2 separate regions of the Homo sapiens genome follow, and region 1 is linked to region 2. The links are chromatin loops, found by intact Hi-C in ENCODE. Cell type or tissue: endothelial cell of umbilical vein. All regions are shown on one strand. Each heading gives the region's core, and the rest is flanking DNA. Links, peaks and the distances in the headings are about the cores only.

Region 1 (8,339 bases), core at 258-8,257, 73 kb before region 2:
CATTATCTTCTATGCTACCTTAAAAGTGTATGTGTTAAACACCTACCCACCCTTGGCGTGTACTAAATTAAATATATTTGCATATTTATAAATGGTGTGTATAAAAAAACTTGCATGTAGAGGTATTCAAACATTGGATGAACATGTTTATGTTCTGTACATACTTGACATTTTAAAAAACTTTTTCCTAACCTTCCTGTATTATGGTGCATAGGTACAATTGATGTGTGTTGCATTAATTACTTAAAATTAACTCCTACTTTAGTTTGTAAATGAAAAAGTAAACAGTTACTTCAAAGTTAATAGCCAGTAGCTACCATTATGGTGTTTTTCCTTGAGATAGTATACTTAGTAATTTTGATTACCACTAATTAAAGTCAAAATTAAGCAGGCAACATCAATTAGCCTACTGTTCTCTGAAATTAACTAGAAAAATCTCTATTTTTCAAAAGCATTTCCTAACATTTATTTTGTGATTATCCTTTTTCCTATTCTATCTTAGATGAAGATGGCTAATTTTACATTAAAATTATGCACACATTTCATCTCTTAGTAGAAATAATTTTACTGATTCCTAAATGGTTACTTGAGAATTTGCTTGTATTATTGTTACAGTAATGCACTGTGAATTAGAAAAGATTAATTATAGCAAGTTAAGGTGGAAGAAATATGAGAGAATCTTGGTAAACATTTTTTCTGTGTATCATTTTGAAAAACATTCTTTGGATTTATTTAAGCACCAAATTACAAATAGAAAAGTTAGTTTTGAAGTGATTTTTCTTCAACTTAGATAAAGTTTTTCATCGATGTTAGAAAAAAAATTAATGTGTCATCATGAAAAGTGTTTCAGCCTGAAGACAACAGTTACTCATCTTATATGGTAAGATGAATATCAGTTAAATGGAAAATAATTTTATTTCCATTTAATTTCCATTTAAATGGAAAATAATTTTCTGTTAAAAAAAAAATACCAGAAAAATAAAACACAGTATCTTTGCATCCCTGTTAATGTTACGGAGGTATTTGCCTTTTTTACTTGCTTTAGGGGCAACCTCACCTTGATAGCAGAAAGTCTTATTCATGCAGTTCACAGTTTGAACCTTATCCGAGATTTAAAAACTCAAGTTTACATAAGCTGAGAGCTATTGGTTGTGTGTTGAGCCCTACAATAGCTTTTAGCTGTTTGTCTTTTGCTGCTATCTGTTGTTTATTCAAGTAAGGATATTTGGTATGGTTGGTCTCAGTTGTTTGAGTAATGTTCTGGGAAACTTTTGTTGTATCCTTTCTAGTTCTCTGTGCTGAGGGAGGTAGATAACTTTCTTTTTGTTCTCTTAGCAAAACTTGAATGTGGCTCAGACTGCTTTTCTAGTTTTTCATTTGGTTAGCAAAACATTTTCAGGAAAACAAAAGTCACAAGATTTGATTATAAATTTAATTCTCAAAATTGCTGCTACAAATATGAAATAGATTAGTATTTTCATTTTGGCAAGATTTTAATCCTCTGAGTAGCATGATGAATGTTTAGGTGCTCATTTTTCCCTATGAGTATTGACTAAACTAATGAAACCAATATGGCAGTAAGATGAAAATTCCATTACCTTCTTTTAAATGGCTTTGTTAAGGTATACCATACATTTCGCCCAGTTAAAGTGTATAGTTCATCCATTAACTACTAAATAATGTTACTTCCCAATCATCCTGAGATTCCTGAGGGAATACTGTGAGTCAGTTTTGATGCTTTTGGTTAGAAATTTCCTAATAAGCTAGGAAAACAAGCATAAGGCGAGGGCTTAAATTTTATGCATCTCACTTACCAAAAATTACAATTTTCATTCAATTTGGACTAATAAATAAAATATCCCAGAAGATTGGGAAAAAATGAAAAGCAATAGTTTCACAAATTATATTAAGTTTATATGTGAATACTCATATCTTTTGGTATCAGCTACTTAAGGTACAGAGTCAGGAACCATATAAACGTAGGTAGAAGCAAGTAATCACACACAAACGTAAGATTCACTGTGGTCTTGATTGGGTATTAAATTAGATGTGACTGGGCTAGAAAGTGTCTCTCCTGCATAACTACATCCAGTTTTCTAAAATTCAAAAGTGATATCCAGGTTGTGGCCGCATAAGATGAACTGTGTATAAATAGCCCCTCAATTTTACAAGAAGTCTTTTTCTTGAAAAAAATTATTAAAAATACCTTTTATCATCCATGACTTGAATGTGATTTAATAACTGTTTAAGGGGGAAAGCATTGTTGGTTACCTCCAACAGCTTTTGGCTGTCCCTCCCTAGGTGCTTCTGGTATTCTTGGTTGATAGTGAACTACACTTTTTGCAGTCCAGTTACTGTGTGTGTTCTTGAATTCTGTATTGGTAAGCTTGAACTATCTTGAACTCCCTGTGGGAGTTTATCCTGTCCCTTGTAGGATACTTAGCAGCATTCCCTGCCTCCTCTCACCAGATGTGTGGCACCTCTTTTCCAATAATGACAACCAAAAATCTCCCCAGATGTTGCCAGATCTTCCCTGATGGGCATAATCACCCTCCGTTGAGAACCACTCTCATAGAGGATAGCAGCTTCCTTTGTTCTTATGTCTTTGTTGCACAGTTTCAATATTGAATGCGGGGTAACTTTTAGATGCCTTCTATTTTTTCTTTTTTCCCCCTCTTTTGGAATGGTGAGTTGTTTACCCTCATATTCAGTGAAAACAATATGTTATCTTTATCTTGCTTCATATTCAAGTATCTTTACACGTGCTTCATATCTTTATACACAAAACAATACCTGCAGTGATTAAAAGCATAGGCTCTAAAGTCAGATTACCTGGGTTTAAATTTTGGCACCGCTAATTACTTACTAGCCGAGTCGTTTCTGAGTTTCAGTTTCCCCATCTGTAAAATGAAGAGAAATGATGTACAGTATTCACCTTCTACATTCATGCTGTCTTGCACATGATAAGCACCCAGCAAATTTTAACTTTATTCCACCTTTCCTCCTCTTCTCCTTGTTGTAGTGGCTCATTCCTTCCTAGAGATAAAGTCCAAGCTTCATTGTTTGACTTAGCACCCTACCTGATCTAGCCCTGCCAGTCCAAGTGACTTGCCCTCTAGGTATGCAGAAACTGCTCACGGTTTCCCAAATATTCCAGATTGTTTTGAGACTTTATGCATGAGATTCCTGCTGATTGGTGTACCATTTTGTTTCTCCATAAACACATACTTATCGGAAGCATCCTTGAATCAAGTGTCCCATCTGCTAGGCAGCCTTCACTTCTGCCTGACCAAGCGGAGGTAGGTGCCTATTTGTGCCTCACACATCCCTGTTACAGCATCTGTCACACTGCATGCATTATTTCTGGACACATCTGTCTCCTCCAGCAGCCTGTGAGCTGCTACCTGTGATCCCCAGGAGTCAGAGCTGTATACTTCATGTGGTAGATGCTTATTAACTATAATTTGATAGAAGAATGAGTGGAGTGTTACAGCTGGAATAGGCTGTATTGAAAATCTTCTAGATAATGGAGTTCCTTTGCTATTTTATTTTTACTAGAAAAGACCCTAGAATAAAGTGAATCCCACTGTGAAAAATCTGTTGTCAAGATACTCTAATTTTTGTATTGATAATGGGTAGAAAATGAGACGGTGCAGTGGACTGAATGCATGCAGTACATTGAAAAGCTGACTAGCAGCTATTTCAGAAAACATGAATCACACCGTTTTTGTATTTTGTAAGTACCAAATCTTTCTCTTCTAAATTTAATGCTCCCCTTCCAACCTGAGTCTTTCCGAAGAAGAGCATATTTCCCAAATGGAAAATAGATCCTCATACTTTAGTGACTTTTCTTCCTTGTCTCCCATTCTTGAAACTGAGAACCATGTTGGTTGGTTTCACAGTGGGGGTTTATGCTATTGTGAACCAGCACTGTAATTTTTAATCTTGCTGAATCACCTGTGTGTTACTCTTGAAGCTGTTTAAACCTAATCTGACACTGCTCTAAGGCTTACTGGAAAAGATGGTGTAAATACATTAAATATTGGGTTTTTATGAAAAAATTATATTTTTCATTCTGATGCAAAGTGTGTTTGTCTGCAGGCCTGTTGTAAACATGACAAGTCAGAGATCAAACTGGCTGCATCTACGGCTCCTGCCTCTCTGAGATTGACTGCTTTGGTTCAGCTTTATCTCTGACAATTTTAATCACATCTGAAGCTCCTGCATATTGCTCCTGGTCATCCTGCTTTGGGTTGTGATGACTAACCACCGTTTGTTTCTGCACCATAAGTTTTGTTTCCACGTTTCATATGTTAAGATTAAACAGGCACCTGTTATCACATGTCCTGGGCATAGACTCAGTGTGCTAAATTCAGGAACCAGTCAGTTTACTTTGTGACTCAAAAACCTTGTAAGTACAATTTAGAGTGTCTATACCATTGTAAAAAATGTGATTGCATTCCTGTGTCCTCTGAGCCATGCATGTATTTCCTGTGTTCTTTTTTAAGTGAAATAGTCATTATGTCTTAATGCTGCGTATTGTGAATCCCTTTCTCTATAACTACACACTCTTGCAAAGAGATTCATCAAGGTCTGGAATAGTTCCTTCGGAGGCTGTCTTAATGATCGCTGAAGACATAAAGGGCCTGCAGCCCTTCCAAAATGTGTGAGAAGTTTGTTTTCCAGCACAGGATATTGACATGCCAAGAGGAAGTTAGAACAAGAGAGATGGGGACAGGCAGGGAAAACAGAGAAGTGCTGAGCGATAGCTCACACAGACAATAACCAAAAGGTCAGATGGCAAAGGAGGAATTGGTGGACCGAGACTGCAGAGGGAACCATGTGCTGCAGTGTATTGTTTAGGAACGACACCTTCTGAGCCCTCGGGAAAGCGCATTTAGTAATGTGGAGTCCTCATCTTGAGGGGGACTATGTTTCAGCGGTTGGTTAGAAAGTGCTTTGTTTAGAGAACAGTGGGGGCCGTGAGTGAGGGTCAGGTTGCTGAGCTAGCCCAGAGAGACTATTTGAGTTGTTAAATCACTCAGGTTCCACCTTGACCTTCATCAGACCTGTGTTTGAGAAGCAGGCTTGGAACCTCTGCTGCCTTAATTGCGACTTGTCGAAATTGGTTTTTCTCTGCCATCCTCGCTGCTCCTGACTTAGTTTGGCCCTTTCACCTGGGCCAGCCTCCTAATGGGAGTGCTGTATGGTCACCATCAGTCTTTCCCCTCCCTGCTCCCTGTCCTGTGTTCAATCAAATCCTTGTCTGCCTTGTAATTACTGGCTTTGTGATTGGACAAGTGATTTTTTTTTTTTTTGCCAGCCCCAGTTTCCTTATCTGTAAGCTGAGGGGCATGATATCTGCCTCATAGGATGACTGTGAGAATTTGAGGAAAGAATTTTAGGTACATAGGATAAAAGGTGCTCAATAAATGATAGCTATTAGTATGTATGATATATTATTTGCAAATACATTTATTTCTGAATTTCAGTTTGGGATATCGAATCTCTGCCACCCCTGCCTAAGGTTGCACAGGTTCTCCGAGGGGTATGAGTGGTTGTTAGAAGTGGGAGAGCAGTGGTGATTTGATATTCATATATATTTGTCAGATCTGTCTGTAGGAGAAATAGTATCATGTTCCATTTGTGCATCTACTCACATTGCCTCAACCACCACTAGAATGCTGAAACTCCACATCTGTACCTGTAGTCCCAACTTCCTTATTTTCTGGATTCTGATCACTTACTAGATTCTGCACTAGATGCCTAAGCCAGCCATCACTACCCTCCTCCAGACCTGCTTATCTTCCTGTGCTTCCAAGTTTGATGAATGATCTCACACTCTATCAGTAAAGATGCTTTGGTCACCAGTTATGGAGATACCATTGCAAACTACTTGAACATGAGGAAGTTTATTAGCTCACCTATCAGGGAATCCAGGGGCAAGGAAAGGAGGTTCAGGGCGGGTCAGTGACATCAAGGTCCCAGCTTCTCTCATTTCATCCTTGCTCTGCTATCTTGGAGCCAGTGCCATCCTCAGGTGGTAGCAATGGCCAAATTCTAGAGATGAAGAGGTGATATTTGTATATGGCAATATGTAGGATAGTAATAGAGACAGTCTTTTCTAGGAGAAAGGCTTTCTCCTGAAGTCCTCCAGCAGACTTCCCTTGAGTCTTTTAGCTAGAATGAGTCTCATGGCCATTCTTGGGCGATAAGGGCAATGGGATCACCTGTAGAAGAATAAAGGGTCTTTCCTGAAGCTGGGTGGGAGTGGGGTCAGTTTCCCTGAGGCCAGTGGCTACATGGGGGAGGGGCTCAGGAAGGAAGGAGGAGAGTTGTGGGTACTGTTGTCACCATCAGTGTCCAGTCTACCTCTTGGGTCAGGATCCTTAAGTTTCCACATCCTTCCAGGTCTTGGAATTCCCACCTCCTAAACATCTTCCAAATTGTTTCTTTTCCCCTGTTTTCATTGCTGCTGCACTTCAGGCCCTTCTCAGTTCTCAGCTGGACAATTTGCAGGGCCTCCTAATCCCTGCAAGGCCCCTGCTTCCAGCATTAACCACCTGCATCTAGAGTGCTCTTTCTTGCCTCCTGCCTAGAATACTTTAATGTCTAGTCAGCCTCTGTGCTTGGGTTAAATTCCTAGCTGCGAGTGGCAGTCATTTTCAAGTCCCAACCTCCTTTCTATTCTTTCTCCCACCATCTCCTCATACTTGTCTGATACTCTAGCCAGATGGAGCTGCTTCCTAGTCTCTGAATTTTCCACATTCCCTCTCACCTTTTTCTGTGTGTAGAAAGCCCCACCCACCTCCTTTTGTTTGAGTGATGTATCAGCTCTCATGAAGGAGAGTTCTGCCTAGGTTTCACTTTTTTGTGAAGACTTCTCCTTGATGCGGAGCTGGAGAGGCCCTCTTCTGACCCTAATCCAGACTGCATTTCATTGCAGTAGTTTTTGTACTTTCCTGCTCACCTTGACCTGGGAGGAATACAGTGAGGTGAAGAGGGCATAGGCTTTTGTCATAGACAAATCTGGCTTCGAGTCTCCCTCCTGTTGGTTAGTGCTGTGAACATGGCCAAATCACTTACCCTCTTTGAGTTGGCTTTCTCATCAGTAATAAGGGTAAGGCTGTCCACCTCATCATGGGATGCTATACATGAAACCCTTAGCTCCTTTCCCGGTGAGTGGTAGCAGCTGTTAGTAGGGATGGAAAGCCTTGAGGGAGAGAACTAGGTCTTTTTTATGGGATTCCCAGTCAAGCCTAGTTCCTAAAGAGTAGTAGGCATCAATGAATAAATGTTGAATTAATCTGAATAAGAAAAAGTATCTTTACGTTGACATAATCTGAGAAAGAGAAGGCATCTCTCTCCTTTCCGTTTTCTAGGTGTTCTTGGTATAACTGCTTGACTCCTCAATTTCTTATTTAATTTTTGAAAACTGCTTTATTGAGATATAAATTGTATACTGTACAACTTACCCATTTAAATTGTCCAATTCAGTGGTTGTTCATATATTTACGGAATTGTGCAGCCATCACCACAATCAATTTTATAAGATTTTCGTCCCTGCAGAAAGAAACTGAAAACCACTCTTCACTTCCTTCCAGCCTTCCATCCCCTGCCCCCACCACTGTGTAACCACTAATCTTTCTGTCTCTATAGTTTTGTGTATTCGGGACATTTCATATAAAAGGATTCATATGATATGTAATCTTTTGTGACTGTTTTCCTTCACTTGGAATAGTGTTTTCAAGATTCATTCACAATGTAGCACATATCAGTACTTTGTCATTTTATTGCTGAATAATATTCCATTGTATGGATGTACTATATTTTATTTATTCTTTCATCAGTCGATGGTCTTTTGGGTTCTTTACACTGTTTGGCTATTACAAATAGTATTGATATGAACAATCATGTACAAGTTTTTGTATAGATGTATGTTCTCATTTAATTTAATAATGCTTTAATTACTCTTGTGTATATACCTAAGAGTGGAATTGCTGGGTCATAAAGTTTAACAGTTTGAGGAGCTTCCAAACTGTTTTCCACCATGACTTCATCATTATGTATAAGGGTTCTAATTTCTCCACATTCTCACCAGCGCTTGTTATAAATCTTTTTTTATTATCATCCTATTGGGTGTGAAGTAGCATCTTATTGTGTTCATTTGCATTTTTCTCTGGTGACTAATGATGTTGAGCATCTTTTCTTGTGCTTACTGGCCCTTTTTTTTTTTTTTTTTTTTTTTTTTTTTTTTTTTTTTTTTTTGAGATGGAGTCTCACCATGTTGCCCAGGCTCGTTTGAAGTCCTGGCCTCAACTGATTCTCCCAAAGTGGGA
Region 2 (8,339 bases), core at 150-8,149:
TCAGGTGCATTCCGCCATACCTGGCTTATCCAGTCAATTTTAACATTCCATGTTGTTTCATAAGTGTGATAAATGGTTATGTATTTTTAATAGTTTGAATCAGAATATAAAAGAGGGCTGTGCATTGTAATTGGTTGAGTCTGTTTTCAGAAACAGTGGTTTTCTCTCTCTCTTGCTATTTATTTGTTGAAAAAAATTGGATTTTTATTCTTGCTAGATACTCCTACTCATTTGATAGATTATTTTGTGAAGGTTTGGTTTTGTAAACTGAGTTAAAAGCCAAGTCTGGCTTCAGAACCTAAGCTCTGTTCTGAAATGATGGTGGTCTTGGTGGTGGTGGTAATGATGATGGTGAAGACAGTGGTGGTGAACGTGGTCGTGGTGATGGCAACACCAACAACAGCATAGCTAAACTTGAGTACTTGCTGTGTGCTGGGAACTCGCTAAGTACTTTACATACATTATGTCAGTTCTCACAGTGGCCCTGTGATGTACATGCTGTTAATATTCCCGTCTTACAGATGGGACAAATGACTTCCCCAATATAACACAGCTGGTAAGTACCAAAGTTGAAATTCAAACCCAGGCAGTCTGGATCCAGAATCTGAATTCTTAATCACTGTAGTACCTTGTCTCCATACTATATATTTCTTCTTAAGCAGAAGGACTGAGAAACTCATTTTTAGCTGCCTCTTAGGATGTGTTTGAAATTATGAACCTAAATTTGACCAAGTGTTTTTCGGGGGCTGTTGGGAGAATGGAATCAATTAATGCTTCAAAGCACTTGAGAACCCTTAATGTAAAAAACTGTTATGGAAAGTGTATACCTCTCTGTAAAGCCAACTGTCTGTTATTCCCAAATTCTTATTTGTGCTTTGTATGCTAGTTGCTTCCAAATGGGATCTATTTCTATCGGCCACATTCTGAATATGACACTTTTCATTTAAAGTCAGTTGTACATTATAGAAATCCTCTAAGAAACCTGTTTAGAAACCGTTCTATCCAAAGTACTTTGCATAGTTTCTAGGTTATAAGGGATTTGTTTATGGTGACAAGATTGACTGCTGAAATGTGTGCTTGGGAGTGAATGCCTCAGAAGTGTAGCAATTTACTACAAAACGTGTGTATCTGTGCACGATGGAATTTTCTTACTTTGTATGCCAGTCTGCCAACTGGCAGCATAAAAGTGACCTACGAGAGTCTCAGTGGTGCTCTCTTATGAAGTCCACCCCTTTGGGTCTGATCTGCTTACTTCTTCAACCCAGGTGGCCATGGAGGCAGTTGCTCCTGCTGCTGGCTGCTGACTGCTGACTGCTCTTGCTCGACTAGGAACAATAGACCCTCAGCTCTAATGCATTTCACATGTATTGGATTAAACTGGTAACTAATGCATCACGTGGGGAAATTGGCCTGGCTGATAAAAGGGCCTTGAAAATGTGCCTGGTGCTTTTGCAACTCTGTAAAATCTGCCACCAGCACACCTACTTGTCAGGACTGCCTGTTACCTCCAGCCCACCACACTGGATTGTGCTGAGCACAATTTCTATGAATAAAGCATTCTGTGAATGCTTTAGAAAAGTTATCAGGAAAGACCAGTGATAAGATAAATTTCATGTTTCTGTAATTCAGTGGGAAAAGGAGCAAAGACAGGACAGGAATGGAAATTGGTGAGCCACTTGGGATAGCATGTTATCACGTCCAGTCATCATGGTTGTCTGATCATACATGTTGTGTATAGTATTTCTCTTCATTACCCAGTATCTTGTCTTTTATAAAAATGGTTATTTGTTAACTTCTTTTTTATAAAAGGGAAGATTTTAATATGTTTTAGTTTGTGTCTCCCAAGAATATATTTCTGTGACAGAGTTTTACAGTTTCTAGTTGCATAATGTTTCGTGAATTCTCTTGATCCATTCTATAGGAGGAAATGGTTTTATTTGACTTTAAATATAGTTATTTGAAGAAATTTCCCCACATTTAATTTGTACCTTTAATACTGTTATACTGTCTTCTCATAAGCTAAGATTATATATAGGATTTGGGATTACTGTCCAAAAATATTTTTTCCATTTTTCTTTTTGATACAGGGCTCTATGTTTAGAGTGTTATTCAAGACGTAGTTATGGATGAACAATACAACTTTTGGGGTGTGTGTGTATGTGTGTGTGTGTGTGTGTGTGTTTTAAATAGTGACAGGGTTTTGCCATGTTGCACAGGCTGGTCTTGAACTTCTAGACTCAAGTGATCCACCTGCCTCAGCCTCCCAAAGTGCCAGAATTATGGGCGTGAGCAACTGCACCTGGCCAAGCTTTTAATTTTTAAAATTACTTTCTTTTGGGATTGTTGGATGTGAACCATCAACAAAGATGTTTTTAATGGTTCATCTGCCTTGCTGATTTGTGAGGTTATGAAATTGGTTTCAGAGGATCCTATTGCTGTGATATTTCAGTTGACAGTTAAAGCATCAGATACTTTAAAGCTACATTTGATGATCCCTGCTATTAAAATAATTTTTGGACCAACGGTACCGAATACAATACATACACACACAGTATGTTTTTGGAAAATTATTCATTGAAGAACTGGTTATGAGAGGAGTAAGAAACATTTGTATCAGTTTTAGGAAGGTTAAGGCATTATAATCAAACACAGTTATATGTGGGATTTTTGGAAGTTGATAAGCATTCATTCAACAATTTAATTAAAATTTGAGTGTCCTGCATACCAGGCTCAGGGGACAGAGCAATGAACTGAAAAGTCCCTGTTCCCATGAAGCTTTCATTCTCATGGGAAGGAGACCAATTAAACAGTGAAAACATTAATATACAATAAACGTAAAGAAAAACAAAGTAGGTGATGGGGATAGGAGAGATGGCGTGTGGGGAGGATTGCTATTATGGAGTGGTGCTTGCAGAGGACCTTCCAGAGAAGGTAACATTTGAGCAGAAATCTGAATGAAGTAAGGGACTAAGCCATGTGGCTGTTTGATAGAGGGAAAGAAAAATCCCTGCATTGTGAACAGTAGGTGGAAAGGTCGAAGGGTATATGTAAATGGATACTTATGTATGAAATATATTTATGTTTACAATAGGGCTGAGTGAATGTTTTGGGCTTGCTGTCGAAATTGAATCTCTATCCAGGGAGTAGACATAGGAGCAACAATATACGTCCTTTTTAAATGGATCATTTATAAACAAAATTCATATCACCGAAAGAAAATTGGCAGAAACGTACATGTAGTTACATCAGAACTAGCGAATATAAAAGGTAAAAATAATACCTTAATATGCTATTATACATCCATTTAAAAATTGATGTTCTACAGAGCAGGGATCTGTTTTTATTGCTATTTAGTCTTTATATGAGAACTAGAAAATATTTCCTTATTGAAGGAAGTAATCTAAGTAAGACTTCCCACCCTTCTCAAACTGTTGGCCAGAGAGGCAGATAAGAAGTGTGATAAAAGCCAAAGCAGGGGTCATGGTTAAATGCTACAGCAGTGGTTCCCAAAATGTGTTCTCTGGACCTGCAGCATCAGCATCCTCTGGGATCTTGTTAAACGTGCATTTTGGGGCCCCACTCCAGATCAGCTGAATTAGGAGCTCCGGGGGTGGAGCCTAGCAGTCTGTTTCAACAAGGCCATCGGTTGACTCTGATGCATCCTAAAGTTTTAAGAACCACTGTGCTACAGAGAGGTCAAGTTGGATAAGAGCCAGAAATCTTCACTGGGGTTCCTAATTGGGTAGATCTTCCTTTCCTTCCGTCACTCCCTCAATCTTTTGCAGACTTGACTCTGACCTTAACACTTTGTTGAAAGGGCGGGGTCGATGGGCTCTCCTCCGTGACTTTTCTCATGCTGCTGTGAGCATTGGATATGAGGGAACCACATGGGGCCCTAATCGGGAGTTCTGGTTCTCTGTTCCAACTTTCTCTTATTAACCAACTGGGTGACATGACGTGAGTGATTAACTAGTCTAGGCCCTGGTTTTCTCATCTGTGAGCCCAGAGAGTGATATTTATTAATAATTAAAAGGTCTCTTCCATGAGGTCTGAAGTTATTATTTGCTTAAATATTTATGCATTTGAAATTTATAAGCTTGGCCAAGCGTGGTGGCTCACGCCTATAATCCTAGTACTTTGGGAGGCGAAGGCAGGTGGATTACTTGAGGTCAGGAGTTGGAGACCAGCCTGGCCAACATGGTGAAACCGCCTCTCTACTAAAAATACAAAAACATTAACTGGGCATGGTGACGTGTGCCTGTAATCCCAGGTACTCAGGAGGCTGAGGCGGGGGAATCGCTTGAACCCAGGAGGTAGAGGTTGCAGTGAGCCGATATCAGGCCACTGTACTCCAGCCTGGGCAACAGAATGAGACTCTGTCTAAAAAAAAAATATATATATATATAGATATATATCTATATATCTATATATATATATAGATATATATATATATATATATAGATATATATATATCTATAGCTATATATCTCCTTGTTTAAATATATTTATTTGTTACTGTATTGTTAGCTACTTAGATTTATGTGTGTTATTTGTGGTTACCAAAACTTTGACTCTCCACTGTATACTTCAGTCCTATAATAATGGAGCCAGTTTATTTATGGGGGCAGTGCTGTCAGGCCTTGACTGACCTTGTCAAGGAGCCTGACACTGTTATTTTAAACCCATCAGTGGTGTGATAGCCAGCCCTGATTCACAGCTTGTGTTTATGGTTTGATGATTAGAATCTCATCCTTTGGCCAAGGAACACAGCCACATTTGAAAAGCTCCTATTGTGCAATTCCTGCTCTCTTCGCTGGCACCTAAACCCAGTCGCCAGGCCTGTTGATTTTTCCCTCCAGTATCTCTTGCATTCATATGCTCTTCTCCCTTCATTCTCCCCCACCCTGTCACTTTCTTTTATTTACAAATGTTCTCTGAGTGCCTACTGCATGCTAGGTAAGGCGCCAAAATGGTCTGGAGATAAAGTGTGAGCACAGCAGGAGACAGAGGGAGATAGCCATTCTTGAGCAGTAGTTGGCAAACCTTTGCTGTAAATGATTAGGCAATAAATATTTTGAGCTTTGTGGGCCATTAGGTCTCTGTTGCACCTCTTGGACTCTGCCACAGACAATGTGTAAAACAATAGTGGACGTGTGTTCTAATAAATGCTTAGGCAGTGACTCAGATTTGGCCCATGTGTTGTAGTTTTCCAACCCTGTTCTAGAGGGTGAGGGAGGCCGTTAACAAATACACAATGTGTGTATGTGTTTGTCAAGTTATAACTGCTACGAAGAGAATGGAAAGCTAGGTATCTTTTTGTGTGTGGTGGCGGGGGGTGTTCTTTTTTATATACGCTGGTAGAGGAAGCCTCCCCCATCTCCAGACAGTGGGGGAAACAAATCATAGGATACCTGATGGTTTGAAGGGCCTTCCTGGTGAGGGAGCACAGGTGCAGCGACCTGGTATGACCATGTATTGGGCTTGTTCAGGTTAACAGCAGGGAGCCAGCCATGCTGGAGAGAGCCGGAGCAGGTGGGCAGGCAGTCTGAGACAGTGCCGAGAGAAGAGTTGGTAGGGGGGTCACCAGCAGACAGGGAGAAAGGGCTCCCCACAAAGAAAGTAGCTTCTTTGAAGGTTTGAAGGGGTCTGAGAAGCTGATCTGCTATGGGAAGGTAGCAGTTTAGTTTGGCTAGAGAGCAGATGAGATGGGATACTCAGGGGTGTGAGAAGACTGAGATTAGTAAAGTCAGCTTCAAATGTCATGCCAGAGGAATTTCACTGTATTCATGGGCATATTTTTTAAGGCAAGGAACACTGCTTGTGTTTTAGAAAAGGTGACACATGGCATTTTGGAGGGTAAGAGGCAGGGATGTGGATGGGAAGAAGGTTGAAGGCCTGACCTGAACCTAAGGGGATGGAGGCAAGGCGAGCGATTTAGGAGATATCTCACCCTCAGACAAATGGGGTCCTCTTTTGTCTTTCCATGTGCCCAGTGCCTTCTTGCAGTCATTGGTACCTTTGTTTCTGCTGTTCTGTCCTCCAGGGATGCCCGCTCCTGACTTTCACTTCCAAGGAATGGCCCAAAGGCTTCCATCTGTGAGAAGCCTGCCCTGACCACTCATATTAGAAGAGTTCACTTTCTCCTCTCAATTTTCCTAGCACCTTTTCCCCAGTACTTTTTTTACAATATGGGTCAGATAGGGCTTTTGTTTAGATGCCCTTATCACTTCTTATGTATTGTAACACTCTTGAGGGCAGGAGATGCTTTATTGAAATTAGGATCCTTGTATATGGTGTAGCAGGGAATATGAACTCGGGGGTTATGCTGTCCTCCCACTTACTGTGTGACCTTAGGTCAATCACTTTGCTTCTCTGAGCCTCCGTCCTTTTGTCTATGAAAGGAGACAGGAGTTTCACCAGTCTGTGGGGATCTTGTGATGACTGAGATACTGCATGGAAACAGTTCAAACAGAGCCTGAACATCTTAAGTGTTCAATAAATGTTAGCAATTATTAGTAGCATTACTGATAAAACAGTGCTTAACACGGTGGTTGATATATGGTAGATACCCAGCAAACGTTTGACATAGGGGATGTGGTACCGGATTTTATAGTAGATTGTGTTAGACCAGACTGAATTGTGGCAAAGCTGACTATAACAGATGGGTTTGGGCTTTGTAATGATCAAATTATGGAATTTCAGAGAAACTTATATGTAGCTAGATATCTCATTAATTACAGAGGAAAAGCTGATAAAATTTCATTTATATATGGTTGAAGAGCCCCAGTACACATGCATTATCAGTATTAATGATGAAATATTGCATCTTACAAAACCTTCACGTGACAGGCTCAAAAGGTAAACACTGAGGGGTAATGATTAATGTCCACAATGCATATTGTTTCTATACAGACAGGTAGCTGTTGTTGTTTGGGTTCTCAATGGCACTGTGAAATAACTACAGACAGGTTGTATTTGTTGTCTTATGAGCAAGGTATATGAACAGACTGTAAAAGGGAAGTCTCTAATGAAAAGATGCTTTTGCTCTTGAGAGATCAGAAATTGTTTTTAGACATGGCCTTGAGAAAGTTGAAAGACATGTAATTGACCCCAAATACCTCTAGGACATTTGTCAATTCTGAAAGCTATCACCTACTCATTATTTCTGCAGCTAAAAATCTTCTCTTTCTAGCTTTCTGACCTTGTATCTCAGTGGCACAGCCACCAAGCCTTTGGATGTTGTCATCATCTCCTTTCTGTACTTTTGCCTCTCACACCCTGACTAACTTTTTGGTTTTGCATTTTGGATCCACTCAGTGGTAAGCCCTAATTACAGGGCCCCACCCAATCACAAGGGGACCAGGAAAGTGCTCTTGTACCACTGGAAGTATTTGGCGAACAGCTCTAATGACCACCACAGTATAATGTGTACAGGGTAAAGAATCACCCCACTTTGAAGCCTTTTAAAGGGGTTGGCGGGATGAGGAAATCTGCCTTCTGGAACACAGGAAAGAATAATGCCACAGGCCTCCTATTTCATACTCTGGAATTGAACTCCCGCCCCCAACCAGTGACATGCAGAGGAAAGCGCCTTACTCCACCTAACTCTGAACAGCCCACTTTGAAGCTTTTTGACCTGCACTTTCTCAAACAAGTCGATGCAGGTTCAATTTCCACTGCCCCCTCCCCATCCATCTTTGGTCTTAAAATTAACTTAAAATGTGTTTGTTTCTGGATTTGCCACTGCTCCTTGAACTAGTAATGTGTGACTGCTTTCTCATACTCCTTTGTGCCTTCACTTGTGTTTCCCTCTTTCTTGGAAGACCCTTCCCATCCCACTTATCCAAACCCTCCTCATTTGTTAGTTCTCATTTCCTCCAGGAGGCCTTTCCTTGCCTGGTGTAGGGAATCATGAAACACAACTTTGAGGGCGTGTGAGGGTGGTGCCTGATGGATTAAAAAAGACTGGGGGACGGTACTGTTTCTAGACGAAGGAGATAGCAGGTGTGAAGCATCAGTGGAAAGAAGTCCAGAGTGGCTGGACCCTCAGAGTGAGGGGAGAGAAACACCAGCTGTGATGGGTCATGACTAGATCATGGAGAGAGGGCTTGGAGATCAAGGTGTAGATAATTTGGTTTTTGTTTTTATTATATTGGAATGCCATTGAAGAATTTTAAACCAGAAGATGTTAAGTTTGCATCTTAAAATTCTCTCTCTCTGGCTGCTCTGTGGAGACAGGAGCAGAAGTAGATATGGGGACACCAGTTAGGAGGCACTTGCAGTAGTGGAGATGCCTCCTATCAGGCAATGACTGTGGAGGTGGAGAGCCATGGTCAGGT

The links. A loop is a pair of places that touch in the nucleus more often than their neighbours do. Peaks named below come from ENCODE experiments on the same cell type or tissue, not always from the same donor. Only the 100,000 strongest peaks of a DNase experiment are listed, where the experiment ranks them.
Region 1: a loop joins it to region 2, with 4 times the contacts of the local background. A loop is called at or near these places in 11 of 110 quality-filtered maps.

Annotation. Positions count from the first base shown.
Region 1 is chr5:112,408,605-112,416,943 of GRCh38, reverse strand. The region is part of intron 1 of EPB41L4A (erythrocyte membrane protein band 4.1 like 4A); the gene reads left to right. Among named protein-coding and RNA genes, the nearest start is that of EPB41L4A, 6.5 kb to the left of the region's middle. In endothelial cell of umbilical vein, for the core only: no CTCF peak of the experiment used is centred there; a DNase peak (open chromatin) is centred at 4,403; H3K27ac peaks cover 1,386 bases.
Region 2 is chr5:112,335,596-112,343,934 of GRCh38, reverse strand. The region is part of intron 1 of EPB41L4A (erythrocyte membrane protein band 4.1 like 4A); the gene reads left to right. Among named protein-coding and RNA genes, the nearest start is that of EPB41L4A, 80 kb to the left of the region's middle. RefSeq lists a silencer at 4,677-4,877. In endothelial cell of umbilical vein, for the core only: no CTCF peak of the experiment used is centred there; DNase peaks (open chromatin) are centred at 4,794 and 5,114; H3K27ac peaks cover 1,228 bases.